2 separate regions of the Homo sapiens genome follow, and region 1 is linked to region 2. A link is a loop called in an ENCODE intact Hi-C map of the cell type or tissue named here. Cell type or tissue: Calu3. All regions are shown on one strand. Links, peaks and the distances in the headings refer to the core of each region. The heading gives the core; the rest is flanking DNA.

Region 1 (2,913 bases), core at 92-2,591, 380 kb before region 2:
TGAGCTCATAAGGGTGGGGTCCTAACCAGATAATACAGGGGCCTTATAAGAAGAGGAAGAGAGTGAGATTGCCTCTCTCTGTATGCACATGCCAGGAAAGGCCACGTGAGCATACAGCAAGAAGAAGGCCATCTGCATGCCAGAAAGCAGGATCTCACCAGAAACCAACCATGCTGTCATCCTGATCTCAAACTTCTGGCCTCCAGGGCTGTGAGAAAATAAATGTCGTTTAAGTCGCCAGTCTTGTTATGGCAGCCCAAGCTGACAAAGACATGGCCTCTCTTTTCTAAGCTTCTGAGTAACGCTTAGGCCTTTCTGGTGATGCTCTTTTTTTTTTTTTCTCCTTTCTTTTTTCTTTCTTTTTTTGTTTTTTAGATGGAGTTTCGCTCTTGTTGCCCAGGCTGGAGTACAATGGCATGATCTCAGCTCACTGCAATCTCTGCCTTCCAGTTTCAAGCGATTCTCCTGCCTCAGCTTCCCGAGTAGTTGGGATTACAGGCGCCCGCCACCACGTCCAGCTAATTTTTGTATTTTTAATAGAGACAGGGTTTCACCATGGTGGCCAGGCTGGTCGCAAACTCCTGACCTCATGATCCACCCGCCTCAGCCTCCCAAAGTGCTGGGATCACAGGCATGAGCCACTGCGCCCAGCCGATGATGCTCATTTTTAAAAAAATACTTGTTCCTTGACCTCCATAATGCCAAACATCCTGCTGAAAACTGAAAAAAATAAGGTAAACAATCCAGATGTGTGAGCACTAAAGGCCCTGAGTGGTATCAAAATATCTATATACTGTTCTGTAATTTTTCCATTTTTATTCAGGCTTGTCATGATTTCTATCTTCTTTTTTCTTGCTTTGCGGTACAACTGCTAGACTGCCATAAAGTCACTGCTTTAACATATTAACATGTCTTTTGGTCAGAAATCAAAACAACAGCAGCAGCTAGTGTCTCTAACTATACAGCATAGTTGACAGCTTAGGGAAAAAGTCCGCCATCAAATGACACCGTTAGAGGTCTGGTTCTGCGCTAAGAACCACAGTCTGAACAATCTCTTCCAATCAATAGGCACAGTCTAGGTTTATGAAACGGGCCTTAGGTGAGACAGCCAAAGAATCAAACCTAACGTGTGCTCCCCCAGTTTACCCTTCTTCCCTCCTGTGTGGGTTCCACAGCACTGCAGCCATGGCCCCAAGAAAGAAAAGTGTTGCCCCGAGTGGCCACGAGGAGGCAGAGCAGTGCTATGGGAAGGTCACCGGCTTTAGCAAGCAGCTACACCAAAGATCAAAATTTGACTCTACTCTCTATTAACTTGGGACCTATAGTAAATTGTTCTCCAAGCCTCATTTTTTTTTTTTTTTCATCTAGAAAAGCTTCAGAGGATAATGGGACATTTATAAATAATGTACCTAAAGTATCTAGCATAGTAAGGAATATTAGGTTTTCTCCTTTTCCTCTTAAACATTATTTAGCATTCTCTCTTACACACTAGAGAAACCTCACCAGCCCACTTATTTAGAAATTATCTGAAATACTTTTGACCACTTTGAGCTTCAGTGTTCACATCTGTATGTCTTTAAAAAAAAAACATAATGCCCTCCTTGCAGGGTGTTAGGAGAATTAAAGTTACTGGAGAGAAAGCACCATTACTGTGGCTGTTAGGCAGCAAGTGCTCAAGATAAGCTGGCCACTATTAAAATTATCATCATGTGAGGGGATAGCAAATAAACAATAGGTAGCTAGGGTCCATTACATTGCTTTTGAAACAAATAAAATTTAACCAAAATAACTCATGCTCCCTGGCTCATGTCCTCTTTACTACTAACCTGAAAATGGGGGCTAGATACACACTTGGCGATTTGTTTAAACAAAGGTTCTTGGATTTTAACAAATTGTGAAGGTTCAATCACATCCAATATTTCTTCCAGTTCCCCAAGGAACATGACCTGTAAGTACAAGCAAAATACAAGATGTGAGGCACATCATGAAAAAAAATCCATAAGAACAAGGAGGATTAATGAGAGTTTGGATTATTTTAAGAAAAATTTACACATAAAACCAAACATACATGAACCAGTCATTATCCCATGTTAGAAGATGTTCGTTCCACAAAGAATTCACCATAGGGTACTTGGAAAAATTCTACGTACTTGGAAAAAATACTCTACTTGGTATATATATTACATAGAACGAGGGACACTCACACACTGCACCGGCCCCTGAGAAGCAAAACTGACCCCGTAGGGCCTTCCTCTCTATTATTAGTAATCCAGCTCTCTTTCCACAACACTTTTTTTTTTAAAAAAAACAATGAGAAGGTGGCCCTCCTAAATGGAAGAGGCAAAAGTTCAAATGTGGTTATTTGCCAAATACGTACAGCCCCTGCTACATGCTCAATGCTCTAGAACGCACTCATTAATACAACAAAAAGTTCAAGAAACACAAATGAGCAGACTCACTCACATGCAGGTGCCACTTCAAACCCATAAGCATGCACTGACGCATTCTCGACACACACACACACACACACACACACACACACACACACACGCTTGCTCTCTACAAAGCACAGTGAATCTTGTGAACTCAGCACCGGGTGCCGCAAGAAACAGAGTTTTTAGATCACAATATGGAGCCAAATCTGCAGTAGAGTCAATTGTTTTAAATATAATGGGAAAATGACAGATAAATAAAAACCAGTTTACGTATTTAGCTATGAAAAAATAATTACTTTGAAAAAATAAAGTGAGCAATCAAAATATGAAAAATAACAATGCCTTCATATTTTGAGATGTATCTGGGTAGCAATGCACAGTTCAATTTTATCTAACAGATTTTAAGAAATTAAATGACTTTCTGAAATTAAAATAGAGTTTGGAGAATTGAAGCTGATTTGAGAAGGAAGGCGTTTCT
Region 2 (2,913 bases), core at 303-2,802:
AAAGAAGCAGCCAAAGGTCTTGGCCTGTAGCCTGTCCGTATTGTAGGATTAGCCCCTGTCCCAGAAACAGTGTGGATAAAACAAACAAACAAACTAAACCTCCAGCTAAGAAAGTTGCTCTGGATTCCTATTTGTTGGTGCCTTGAGGAGCAAGGTACAAGGTGCATATCACTAGTCTGGCTTCCAGGACAAGACTGTGATCACTTGGAGATCACAGTCATAGAGGAACTGGTTTTCAGACAGGCACCTAGATGATGAAGAACAAAACACAAGACATATTAATTGCAATGAGGATTTAGGAGGTGGCAGAATCCTATTACTAGGTCTAGCCAATAAGATTAGAAGAGGACAGGTTGAGCATGGTGGCTTACACCTTTAAGCCCAGCACTTTGGAAAGCCAGGGCAAGAGGATGGCTTGAGCCCAGGAGTTTGAGACCAGCCTGGGCAATACAGTGAGACCTCATCTCTAAAAAAATGTTTTAAAAAAGATTAGAATAAAACAAGCTTAACTTGTAGGAAGTAACCAGAGCGATGAAGTAAACTTCCACTTTCAGAATTGGTTCCAGCATCTAGAGATAGGTCAAGACTGTAGTGCCTGGGGAACAATCTAAGAATAGAGAATCAGGAAGGCCATTAAATATTACAGGGGTAGGCCAGGCATGTTGGCTCATGCCTGTAATCCCAGCACTTTGGGAGGCCAAGGCAGGCAAATTGCTTGAGCTCAGGAGTTCAAGACTCACCTGGAGACCAGGCACAGTGGCTCACGCCTGTAATCCCGCACTTTGGGAGGCCGAGACAGGCAGATCATGAGGTCAGGAGATCGAGACCATCTTGGCTAACATGGTGAAACCCCGTCTCTACTAAAAATACAAAAAAATTAGCTGGGCGTGGTGGCGGGCGCCGGTAGTCCCAGCTACTTCGGGAGGCTGAGACAGGTGAATGGCGTGAACCCGGGAGGTGGAGTTTGCAGTGAGTCGAGATCGCGCCACTGCACTCCAGCCTGGGCAACAGAGCGAGACTCCATCTCAAAAAAAAAAAAAAAGACTCACCTGGGCAACAAGGTGAAACCCTGTCTCTAAAAAAAAAAAAAAAGAAAGAAAAAGAAAAATCAGCTGAGTGTGGTGGCATGCACCTGTGGTCCCAGTTACTCAGGAGGCTGAGGCGGGAGGATCACTTAAGCCCAGGAGGTGGAGGTTGCAGTGAGCCAAGATTGTGTCACTGCACTCTAGCCTGGGCAACAGAGCCAGATCCTGTCTCAAAAAAAAATTCTAGGGGCAACATATATATATATTTGAGATGGTCTTGCTCTGTTGTCCTGACTGGAGTGCAGTGGCACAATCACAGCTCACTGCAGCCTTGACCTCCGCGGACAAGCAATCCTCCTGCCTCAGCCTCCCAAGTAGCTGGGACCACAGGTGTGCCATCATGCCTGGCTAATTATTTTTTATTTTTATCTTTTGTAGAGACAGTGTCTTATCATGTTGCCCAGGCTTATGTATAATATTGAACTAGTTATTTCATCTCATGATGTCTTATTGTACATAGTCATATGGAAAAACAAAATTAAAATAATGAAATACCGGGGGAAAGATGTGACATACTGCAAAAATACATTAAAACTCCAAGATCTTGATGTAAGCAATAGTGAAAAATACCCATAAAAATGTTAAGTAAAGCTAAACTCCCCTATCCTGTGTGGACTTGAATGCTACTATGCCACATTCATCGACCTCTTTGGGCTCCCTCTGGTGGCACATTAGTCCTCAGTGATAACTGAGTATTTTGGAGAATTTCTTGTAAATTCCTGTGGATGAAAGCTTCATTGAATAGTTTTTTAGCTAACCAGTCATAAATATTCAAATAAGTATAAAATGATGGCTGGGCACAGTGGCTTATGTCTGTAATCCCAGCACTTTGGGAGGCTAAAGCAGGAGGATCACTTGAGCCAGGGAGTTTGGGACCAGCCTGGACAACATAGTGAGACACTGTTTTTACCGAAATAAAGAAAAGGGGTGGCACATACCTGTGGTCCCAGCTATTCAGGAGGCTGAGCTGGGAGGATCATTTGAGCTCAGGAGATTGAGCCTGCAGTGAGCTGTGATTGTGCCACTGCACTCCAGCCTGGGTGACAGAGCAAGATCCCATATCCACTGTGTGAGCCACTGTGCCCAACCAAACATTTTTCAATAAAAAAAAATTTTAAATTCATCAACCCTGGCTTACAGAAGTCAATTTAAAAAAAAATTGAGAGACAGGGTCTCACTATATTGCCCAGGTTGGTCTTCATCTCCTGGCCTCAAGTGTTCCTCCTGCCTGGGCCTCCAAAAATGCTGGGATTCCAGGGATAAGTCATCATGCCCGACCTAAAATCAGTCAATTTTTGATGTTGGTGAGGAAATAGAGTCACAGAAACCCTTATACACTCTTTTTTTTTTTTTTTTTTTTTGAGACGGAGTCTCGCTCTGTGGCCCAGGCGGGAGCGCAGTGGCGCAATCTCGGCTCACTGCAAGCTCCGCCTCCCGGGTTCACGCCATTCTCCTGCCTCAGCCTCCCGAGTAGCTGGGACTACAGGCGCCCACCATCACGCCCGGCTATTTTTTTTGTATTTTTAGTAGAGACGGGGTTTCACCGTGTTAGCCAGGATGGTCTCGATCTCTTGACCTCGTGATCCGCCCGCCTCGGCCTCCCAAAGTGCTGGGATTACAAGCGTGAGCCACCGCGCCCGGCCCCTTATACACTCTTGATGTGACTGAAATTTTGCTAATGACTTTGGATAAAAATTTGGTATTGTCTTAAAAATTGAAAATGTCATTTCTAATCCAGCAATTTCACTCCTATGTATTTACCTTAGAGAAACTTTGGCACAAACACCAACAAACATATGTGGGAATTTCTTGGCTAAAGTGTTCATAA

Evidence for each region. A loop is a pair of places that touch in the nucleus more often than their neighbours do. Peaks named below come from ENCODE experiments on the same cell type or tissue, not always from the same donor. Only the 100,000 strongest peaks of a DNase experiment are listed, where the experiment ranks them.
Region 1: a loop joins it to region 2, with 7 times the contacts of the local background. A loop is called at or near these places in 50 of 110 quality-filtered maps.

Annotation. Positions count from the first base shown.
Region 1 is chr14:63,387,786-63,390,698 of GRCh38, forward strand. It overlaps PPP2R5E (protein phosphatase 2 regulatory subunit B'epsilon), which reads right to left. Exons shown (of 14, transcript NM_006246.5): 11 at 1,827-1,946. Among named protein-coding and RNA genes, the nearest start is that of GPHB5, 70 kb to the left of the region's middle. In Calu3, for the core only: a CTCF peak has its summit at 1,172; a DNase peak (open chromatin) is centred at 1,216.
Region 2 is chr14:63,768,642-63,771,554 of GRCh38, forward strand. It overlaps a transcript of SYNE2 not described here. Among named protein-coding and RNA genes, the nearest start is that of SGPP1, 42 kb to the left of the region's middle. In Calu3, for the core only: no CTCF peak of the experiment used is centred there; a DNase peak (open chromatin) is centred at 1,740.